3 separate regions of the Homo sapiens genome follow, and regions 1 and 2 are each linked to region 3. Evidence: chromatin contacts called from ENCODE Hi-C or POLR2A ChIA-PET data. All regions are on one chromosome and are shown on one strand. The core of a region is the stretch at or near the end of the contact, and the rest is flanking DNA. Distances in the headings are between cores, read along the strand shown. Region 1 holds the start of ZNF280C (zinc finger protein 280C). Region 2 overlaps ELF4 (E74 like ETS transcription factor 4). Region 3 holds the start of MBNL3 (muscleblind like splicing regulator 3).

Region 1 (3,320 bases), core at 457-2,956, 2.2 Mb before region 3:
AGTTATTCAACCTAAGAACTTTTTCAATAGGATATTCTTCAACTCTTCAACATGCTTAGAAATAATATTAAAGTATGAAAAAGTCGAAAAAAAATGAAGCCTTAAAAATAAAAATATAAAGGAAAAAGGAATTGAATAATACTTCTTAAAACTTTTAAGTGAGCCTCCTTGCTTATTCTCCGTGACCACCTCACTCTCACAAAAAGTGAGACATAATATACCAAATTGAACATTGGATGAGGGTCAGAAAGCCTAGGTTTAAGAATTGGTTCCATCACTTCCTAGGCACATGACCTCGGTAAAGTTCTGTCCTTGAGGCTGTTTCCTCATCTTCAAACAGTTCTAACGACACCCTACAGCCCATCTCAAAAGGGGTGCTACCAATGAAATATACAAATGCAAGATACGATTATAATGGAATCTGTACTGCTGTAGAAACATCAAAGGTACACAGCCCTAATTTTACAAGCAAATCAGTGCCTTTGTAGGCTCAGTGAAGTTTCTGCGTAAGGAGATTAAGTTTGCACAGTAACCCCCAAACCAGGACACCTCACAAATACTAAGAGGAGACTTTTGCAGTTTAAAACTCTACTTCTAGGTTTCTATTTTATGTTTAGGGGCACTAAAAGACATTACAACTCATAGTCCAAACCTGAAAACAATAGTAAAAAAAATTTAAGGTCGCAGATTTAAAAAACTCCACAAAACTAACAAATCTTTCCAAACAAAGAGAATCCCCTGGATGAAGGTCTCCCGTGCTTGCAGAAGCTGGTTCACTTGACAATTTCCTCTCGAATTTCTCCTTAAAAAAGCATTAAAACCTGAGAGAAGTTGAAAGGAACTCCCTCCATCTCTAGAGCAGGAGTATACCTCAGCATAATTTTTTCCATCTCTTTAAGTAAAACCTGCAAACCTCCTAGTTAGAATATAGTGTATTTAACTCCACGTTTCTCCTCAGGGCTCTTATCCTCTAGACAATAACGGAATAGAGCACGATTTCTGTGACAGAGAAGGGAAGTCCCTTTGGCCAGAACAAGGTTGTGGGCATGGAATGACCGGTCCTGTGTGGGGGGAACCTGCGCAGAAAGAAGGGGTCACAGGGTCTCTGATGCCTGAAAGTTCGGAATCCCCTCAAGTCTCTTTTCGTTTGATTGAAGAGACTTGAGGGTGGGCGGGTCTCCGTCAAACATCAGTATCAACCGTACAAAAGACGAAAGGGAGTTGCCTCCAGAATGAAAAGCCCAAACCGGGTTGGAAACAGACCGACAGGACTCAGGAGGTGAGAAGGCTGCCGCAGCTGCCGCGGCCCGCGAAACCACTGCCCGCCGCGGGCCGCCAGGCTCTACCTCCAGAAAACCCTCCCCCTTCAGGGCCCGGCGCAAGATGGTGGCCCACCAGCTACCACGCCGCCAAGCCTGTCCCCTCCCCCGCACCCCCGTCGATCCGCACCGGCATAGAGACCCTCAGCCAGCCGCCCTCAGAACCGCCCTCTGGGGAAGGCTGCCTCGGCCGCGCGGGAGAGCTGCTGCCTCCTTCCGCGCGGCACAGGCGGGGGCGGGGGCCGCTTACCGAGAGCAGAGCAGATCGGTCTGACTGGGGTTCGGATAAGGAGGAGGAGAAAGAGGAGGAGGAAAGGGAGGAGCGCGAAAAACCTCAGGCGACAGCCTCAGCAACAGCGACTCCCCCGGAGACTTCCAGCGCGGAACCGGCGTCTCAGCCGGGGGCAGAAGTATATAACTGCACGCGCTGCCTCATGGGTAGACGCCGACTCCACCCCCTGAACATCCGGGGCCTTTTAACCGCCCACGGACGGACGGCTGGTACTTACATGTGCACATGTGCAGCTACTTTACTTACCGTCGAAGGCAGCGGAGGAAGTGTAATTGACTAGCGTGGATGCAGCTTTTCTAAGCAAACGCTCGATTTAACCTGGAGTTGTCATCCCAAAAAATACATTGTACCTGACTACAGAGAAACATGAATTCTGGGTCTTCCTTGTGTGTGAGGGCTAAAGACACGAGTTAAAAATATAAATATATTGTTTTCTGGAAATACTGTACTTGAAACACGTCTCAAAATACTAGTTATTTTTACCTTTTGTTTTAAACATATGGTTTTGCTTGTCTCTCTGTTACTTCTAATTGCCATATGGATGCCTATAGTAGGTACAAAAAATGCTAAGGAAAAATACATTTACTCTTACACACAAGGAAGACCCAGAATTCATGTTTCTCTGTAGTCAGGTACAATGTATTTTGTGGGATGACAACTCCAGGTTAAATCGAGCGTTTGCTTAGAAAAGCTGCATCCACGCTAGTCAATTACACTTCCTCCGCTGCCTTCGACGGTAAGTAAAGTAGCTGCACTTGTGCACATGTAAGTACCAGCCGTCCGTCCGTGGGCTGGCCGCGGTGGCTCACACTTCTAATTCCAGCACTTTGGGAGGCTGAGGTGGGTGGATCACCTGGGGTGAGGAGTTTGAGACCACTTCCCTTTCCTCCTCGCCTTTCTCCTCCTCCTTCTCTGAACCCCAGTCAGCCTGACCAACATAGTGAAACCCCATCTTTACTAAAAATACAAAATTAGCAGGGTGTGGTGGCACATGCCTGTAATCCCAGCTACTTGGGAGGCTGAGGCGGGAGAATCACTGGAACTTGTAAATACATTTACAAGAAAAACACTTGCCAAAATACTGCTTACAGAAACATTTTCTAGACATTGTGCTTTGAACTGTAAAAGTTTCTTCTCCCAAATTTCTCCACAAGGTTTATAGCAGTACTGGTTCATCTCTCTTTTTCTTTTTTGAGACGGAGTTTCGCTCTTGTTGCCCAGGCAGGAGTCCAATGGCGTGATCTTGGCTCACCGCAACCTCCGCTTCCCGGGTTCAAGTGACTCTCCTGCCTCAGCCTCCCGAGTAGCTGGGATTACAGGCATGCGCCACCACACCCGACTAATTTTGTATTTTTAGTAGAGACGGGGTTTCTCCATGTTGGTCAGGCTGGTCTCGAACTCCCCACCTCAGGTGATCTGCCTGCCTCGGCCTCCCAAAGTGCTGGGATTACAAGCGTGAGCCACCACGCCTGGCCCAATTCATCTCTTAAGAGTTGCCCAGACTGAAAATATCGTGTGGCTTACATAACACACACGTAAATCCTGTCACTGAATCCTACCATTTTTTTTATTTGAGCTAGTTTTTTCTTTCTTATTTATACAGCTATTTGCTTCTGACCCTGAAAATAAGCTTTACAGGAAAAGACAGAGAATAATCAAAATAAAACAGTGAAAAGTCCCAAAATCTTGGAGCATGCATAGTTGGTCCC
Region 2 (2,885 bases), core at 301-2,800, 2.4 Mb before region 3:
ATTGGGAAAAATCAAAAGAAAAATATTTCCTGACATATAGTGATTTTTTAATATATGTATTTTTTGAGACTGGGTTTTGATCTGTCACCCAGGTTGGAGTGCAGTGGCACAATCATGGCTCACTGTAACCTCTGTCTCCTAGGCTCAAGTAATCCTCCCGCCTCAGCCTCCCAAGTAGCTGGAACTACACGTGCACGCCACCGTGCCCGGCTAACTTTTTGTATTTTTTGTTGAGACAGGGTTTTGCCATGTTGTCCAGGTTGGTCTCAAATAAACTGGCTCAACCAATTCTTTGTAGGAAAGGTTTGCTGAATGCTGGACTAAAGGCTTCAGTGTGAATAAATTCACCAAGTTCATTTCTTTTTTAAAATTTATTTTAGGCCAGACACAGTGGCTCACTCCTATAATCCCTGTACTTTGGGAGGCCGAGGCGGGTGGATTACCTAAGGTCAGGAGTTTGAGACCAGCCTGGCCAACATGATGAAACCCCGTCTCTACTAAAAATACAAAAAATTAGTTGGGCATGGTTGTGGGCGCCTGTAATCCCAGCTACTCAGGAGGCTGAGGCAGGAGAATCGCTTGAACCCGGGAGGCAGAGGTGCAGTGAGCCGACATCGTGCCACTGCACTCCAGCCTGGGCAACAAGAGTGAAACTCCATCTCAAAAAAATATATATTTTTTCAAATTTGTATTTATTTATTTTTCAGAGATGGGGTCTTGCTATATTGCCCAGGCTGGTCTCCAAGTCCTGGCCTCAAGCCATCCTCACACCTCCACCTCCCAAAGTGCTGGGATTACAGGCGTGAGCCACCACACCCACCCCATCATGTTGATTTCTGAGAAGAATGTCACAGAGCACTTGGGGATGGAGGTGCCTGCAGGGAGGTGTGGGATGCCAAATACAACTCAGCAGATTCTCATCAGAAAGAAGGTCCTGGGCTGGGGTTAGGAGACGTGAGTTCTGCCCATGATGTGACCTCGAGCAGGTCACTTCTGCTTTGTGTGCCTCGGTTACCTCATCTGCACAATGAGGGGGTTGGACTGGGTGACCTAAGGGCCTGTCTAGCCCTATGACTTAGACAGGCAGTGATCAACTGCATTACCATCTCCCACAGTTCTTAGCAGGCATGGTCCTGATCATTTACCCTCAGAACAAAAGCTTACAGAAGGGTCCTCTGCCCAGCTGTGGTTTTCCGCTGCCCCCATGGGCCTCCCTCACTCCACACTCACCTGCCCTGCCCCACCCTTCCCGTCTGCTGACCTTTCTGCCCTCCTCTCGGAATTCCTCTCCTTGCAAAATGAAGATGGCCTCCTCTGAAAGAGCCCTCCCCTCCCTCCAGTCCGGTGGGCTAAAAGCCTCCACTTTTTTGGGAGGGAGACAGGGAAAGGACTCTCACCTCTCCCCAGCCTCCCAGGGCCCACAGCAGACAGGCAGTGGAGTAGGAGATAGGGCCAGCTCTCACCGCACCCCTGCTCTGCCAGCGGAAACAGCCCTTCTCTGCCACTTCCTGTCCCAGGGGTTTCAGCAGTTTCCCCTTCGGGGCCTGCTGGCCCTCCCAGCCCCGCCCCTGCCTCACACAGGTCAGGGAGTGCAGAGAGGGAAGGGCCCTGCGTGGTGAGTGGGGAGGATCCCTCACAGGAAGGCTGAGGAGACAGCTGTCTACACAAGGGGACGCCCCAGTGGCAGGTCTACCAGACTGCTTTGGGCTAGGAGCAGGTACAAGCGGATGCAGTACCTGGGAGGGAGATTGGGGCTCTCTTGCTACCACAAACCCTCTCCACAAACCCTCTCCTACTACCAGATGAGTAGAAATGACTTTATCACTTTACCTAGCTGTCACCTTGAGGGGTGGAGTGAGCCTGGCCTTAGAGGACTGGATAAAAAACTGGAATATAAATGCTGAGGTCAATGTCCAGGAAGGACTAGCCCAGGGTGGCTTCGAATGGAGGGACAGGTTTAATGAAGCAAGAGGATGAGAGGTTAGTTCACTGGGGCAGATGACATTGAAATCAATGTCACTTCGTAATTTTGCAGGGGCCTTGTCCCTAGCACCAATGGACACAGGCGACAACGGAGGGCAAAGTACAGTTGTCCCCTGGCATACTTGGGGATTGGTTCCAGGACCACCTGGGAATACCAAAATCCATGCACACTCAAGTCCCGCAGTTGGCCTGTGGAGCCCACAAATCCAAAAAGGTGGCCCTCCCTGTACTCAGGTTTCGAATCTTGAGAATACTGTTAAAAAAAAAAAAAATCCACATATAGGCCGGGTGTGATGGCTCATGCCTATAATTCCAGCATTTTGGGCCAAGGCAGGCAGATCACCTGAGGTCAGGAGTTCGAGACCAGCCTGGCCAACATGATGGCGTGGTGGCAGGCACTCTGTCCCCCAGGTTGGAGTGCAGTGGTGAGCCTATAATCCCAGCTACTTGGGAGGCTGAGGCAGGAGAATTGCTTGAACCCAGGAGGCGGAGGTTGCAGTGAGCCAAGATCGCGCCATTGCACTCCAGCCTGGGTGACAGAGCAAAACTCTGTCTCAGAAAAAAAAAAAAAAAATCCACATATAAAGTGGATCCGTGTGGTTTAAACCCATGTTGTTCAAGGGTCAACTGTATTATATCACATATGGGTCAAGGGTAGAGGCATTTTCTGGGTGATGTAGCAGGAAACTCTCACATTCCATGGTGGCTGATGACTTGGTGTGGTGACTTCCACTCTTAAGTACCTCCCAGGTGCTGTTGCAAGGTGGGGTTCCTAGCCGTAGGGCTGTGTGCCTGTGAGGTTATTGTGCAGGCAGGTGACCCACTCAGTGAGACCCTCCCAAGGCCATGGGTCAGAACAGCTGTAAGCAGCCTGAGGCTTTGGACCTCTCTGCCCAGTTGCC
Region 3 (3,161 bases), core at 34-2,533:
TTAGATTTTCATGGGCCAAGGAGAAGATGGAAATATAATCAGGAAAAATCCAAGGTGTCTGATAAGCCTCATTGTCTATTTACCTTTCACTGGAGGGGGAAACAAAACAAAACAAAATTCAGATAAATTGTATCAAGCATGGATGTTTAGTCATTCCCACATACCAACAATCTGTTTTCCAAACATTATATCAGTAATCACCCAAACGTTTATTCACTAAAGCAGGGAGTCCGCTTAATAAAAAAAGTACCAATCACTTCAAAATTAAATCTTGCAAGTTTTGTTTTAATTGATTCTTTCCCATGAAGTCTACCCACAAATACGGAGAGGCTGTGGGGATCCCAGCTCAATTTACAAACGATGTAAGAACATCTAGGAGAAAATAACTCCTTTAAAACATATTACTTTAATTAGAGCCACAATTAATTTATCTGTTTTATCTATCATCTAGCTAGCTAGCTAGCTAGCTAGCTATCTAAGAGTGCTCAGAAAAACACACAGTAGGTCTATTACCCTAATTATGAAACCACAACAAAGAATCACTTAAATGTCAACTTTCATTACTCGTCTGGGTTTAATTTCGTTTTCTTACCATAAAAGCTTATTGTGTGAGTGTTAAAAACTAAAGTTCCCTTTTTAATAGTCTCCTAAAATCTACTCTCATGCCCTTCAAACCCCAGTAGTAAAAGCGAGCTGCCCAAACGTGTTGACTCAGGGCAGGAAGAGACAAGGTTCTGCAAGGAAGCTGTGGCACTGCTCACGATATCGCGTGAAAATGGGGAAATTCGTTGTTAAAAAGCATTTGCTGATTATATGCCATGCAAGAAGTTCCTTTAAATTAAAAAGAAGAAAGTAGAAAAAAAGAAAGAAGGAAGGAAGGGGAGGAGGAAGAGAAGAGGAGGAAGAGAAGGAAGAAGAAAAAGGAGGAGGAGGAAAGGAGGAGGAAAATGATCAAAGCTCTAAAATCGCAACAAAGTTGCAGGATGACTTTTCCTCCTATTTGCTATTTTGTAAAATGAAGTTTAAAAGGCATTATTTCCTCGGCGTCCGAGGAAGGCAGCCTCTCTTACAAATCCCAATTCATCTCCAGCCTTACCTTACGCTGCTAGCGCAAACCCAGAGGCTAAGGGGCCCTGCTCTCAGCGGCAGCAGCAGGGGCAGCGGCAGCGACAGCGGCACATGCCATCTGTTAGCGGCAGAAGCAAAAGCAGCGCTGCGCGAGGTGGCCCCGGTGCCGGGAGAGCCTTTAGCAGGGGTGCATACTGAATGCCGCCATTTTAAAGCGAGGTTCCTGAAATCATTAGATATAAGCAAATTAAAGCCCGCCCCACCTCCAGAACTTCAGGGCTGGGACTTGCAACCCGGCTCCAAGTCGGCCGCTCTGGGGTATAAAATGTCAAGTCTACAGACACGCGCACGCTGACTCTCGGACGGAGGCGACGGTTCCCCCTCTCCCTTCGGCCCCCTTGACCCCTTCGTGCTTTTTGCAAGACTCCTTTCGGTTCCAGGGGCCAGAATACTTTCTTTTCTGGGCTCCTCGAGGCCCCTTCCCGGGGCCGGCCGGCGGGCTGTGGGAGGAGGGGACAAGGCCACGGGCCGGCCCTACCCGCTCCTCCCAGGCTCTTGGTTCAGTCCACTCGGAGCACACCTCGGAGCGCCCCAGCTCCCTCGCGGAGGCCGGGCGTGGGGCTCCCGCCCGGGCTCGCAGCTACCATAGCAACCCCGGTCCCAACCCCGCCCGGCCTTTGCCAAAGGCGTGCCCTCCTCCCGGGCCAGTGCCCTCCGCCGGACGCCAGACGTCCCCTCGCGCAGCCCCGCCGACCCCAGGCAGCCCGGGCTGGGGCCGCGCCTCCGTGCGTCCCGCGCCGGACAGACGCGGCACGCGGAGGGAAACGGCGCCAGCGAGGGGCTTTAGGCGCCAAAACGGAAACTCCCGCGAAACTCCGCGGGCCAGCGGAGCGCGGGCGGGCATCCGGAGCGCCGGACTCGGAAGCGGCGCACGCGGCCGCCCGGCCCCGCCCCGCCCGGCCAGGTAGCGCGGCGCCGCCGCCAACCTCACCTGGCTCCGCGCGCCGCTGCGGGACGGGCGGGAATGCGGCCAAGGGCCGCCCCGGCTCCCGCGCCCACCCCGGACTCTCTGGCCTCCGCCTCTCTCTCACTGCTCCCAAAGAGCGCCAAAAAGTCGCGCTGCGGCTCACGCTCGGAGTGCGGGCACTTTCTTCCTGTAGGGCGCTGTTTCGTCGCGAAATATATTCTTTGTGTGGTTCGCTCACTCGTGCCTGGTTCTCCGAGAGCGCAGCGCGGGCTTTATTCTCAGGGGGTGTGGCGCCTCGCCCCCAAACCCAGCAGCCCAGCCCCCGCTGCACAGACCCTTTGTCATTTCATTAGGAAGGGAAAGGGGGACAAATCATAACGCTCAGATTTTACAAAAGCGAAAACAAACGAAGCAGGCACACATCCCCAGAGGCGGGGTTGGGGTAGGGGTGCAAAGTTTCTGGCTCTTCAGGAACTGAAGTGCCAGTGAGAAAGGCAGTGTGGTTCACAGCGGGACGCTCATAGACACTTCCCAGACAGGTGAGGCGAAATGGGTCCTTTCAAAATTGATCTTAGTCGATGAATAAGTCCACTCGCTACAGGCTAAATAAATACATTCATACTCACCAGCTGCCTTCTTGGGGGTTTTATCTTTCATAAATGCCCCAATCGTTTATTTCCCTCTAAGAATTTCAGACAGGGAAATGCTGATCAGTGCAATCTGTTCCCCTTCTTCCACGGAGTTTGCAGGATAAGAGGAACCCTGAGGTAAGGTTCCAGATACTTTGGAAAATGGACAAAGCAAATGCAATTTTATATCTTGATTAAAAAGTGTGCATCTGCACAGGGAAATTACAAGTTTCGATTTAATGCAAGTGTAATAGGAGCACCAGCTGTCCCTTAATTGGAGCCCCACAATAATAAATGCGTGCTTTTATTTAATTTTACGAAGACAATTGTAGTTGATAACGCACACATATGCAGGATCGTCAGTGACAAGCTCATAGCAATTCATGGCTGCTTTCCTGTAATCAGCTACTTCACCCAGAGACAGAGTTCTACATGCTCTGCACAAAGTGCAAAACATTGCAGGAGATATTTAAGCAGCAGTTAGGTTGAAAAGTGGA

What was found. Hi-C counts contacts between places; a loop is a spot of excess contacts on that map. ChIA-PET counts read pairs that join two places held with the same protein, here RNA polymerase II (POLR2A). Pooled maps may share reads with other maps.
Region 1: a loop to region 3 is called in a map of naive thymus-derived CD4-positive, alpha-beta T cell, with 6 times the contacts of the local background. The contact joins the promoter of ZNF280C here to the promoter of MBNL3 in region 3. A Hi-C loop is called at or near these places in 1 of 168 maps with a recorded cell type or tissue (naive thymus-derived CD4-positive, alpha-beta T cell), 3 of 37 single-sample maps with no recorded cell type and 9 of 50 pooled maps. POLR2A ChIA-PET finds 5 or more read pairs at or near these places in 1 of 52 experiments (H1).
Region 2: a loop to region 3 is called in a map of OCI-LY7, with 10 times the contacts of the local background. The contact joins the enhancer-like site here to the promoter of MBNL3 in region 3. A Hi-C loop is called at or near these places in 2 of 168 maps with a recorded cell type or tissue (CD8-positive, alpha-beta T cell and OCI-LY7), 6 of 37 single-sample maps with no recorded cell type and 9 of 50 pooled maps.

The regions. Positions count from the first base shown.
Region 1 is chrX:130,267,193-130,270,512 of GRCh38, forward strand. ZNF280C (zinc finger protein 280C) reads right to left here and starts at 1,707. Exons shown (of 19, transcript NM_017666.5): 1 at 1,570-1,707. RefSeq lists a silencer at 1,408-1,487.
Region 2 is chrX:130,090,766-130,093,650 of GRCh38, forward strand. The region is part of intron 1 of ELF4 (E74 like ETS transcription factor 4); the gene reads right to left. Among named protein-coding and RNA genes, the nearest start is that of ELF4, 18 kb to the right of the region's middle. RefSeq lists a silencer at 920-969. Within about 2 kb of position 1,551, at least 18 of the 41 ENCODE cell types and tissues checked have a DNase peak (open chromatin) inside an H3K27ac peak, as active enhancers do; they include CD8-positive, alpha-beta T cell and OCI-LY7, where a contact is called at or near this core.
Region 3 is chrX:132,487,755-132,490,915 of GRCh38, forward strand. It overlaps MBNL3 (muscleblind like splicing regulator 3), which reads right to left and starts at 1,284. Exons shown (of 9, transcript NM_001386889.1): 1 at 1,097-1,284. RefSeq lists a silencer at 1,563-2,132.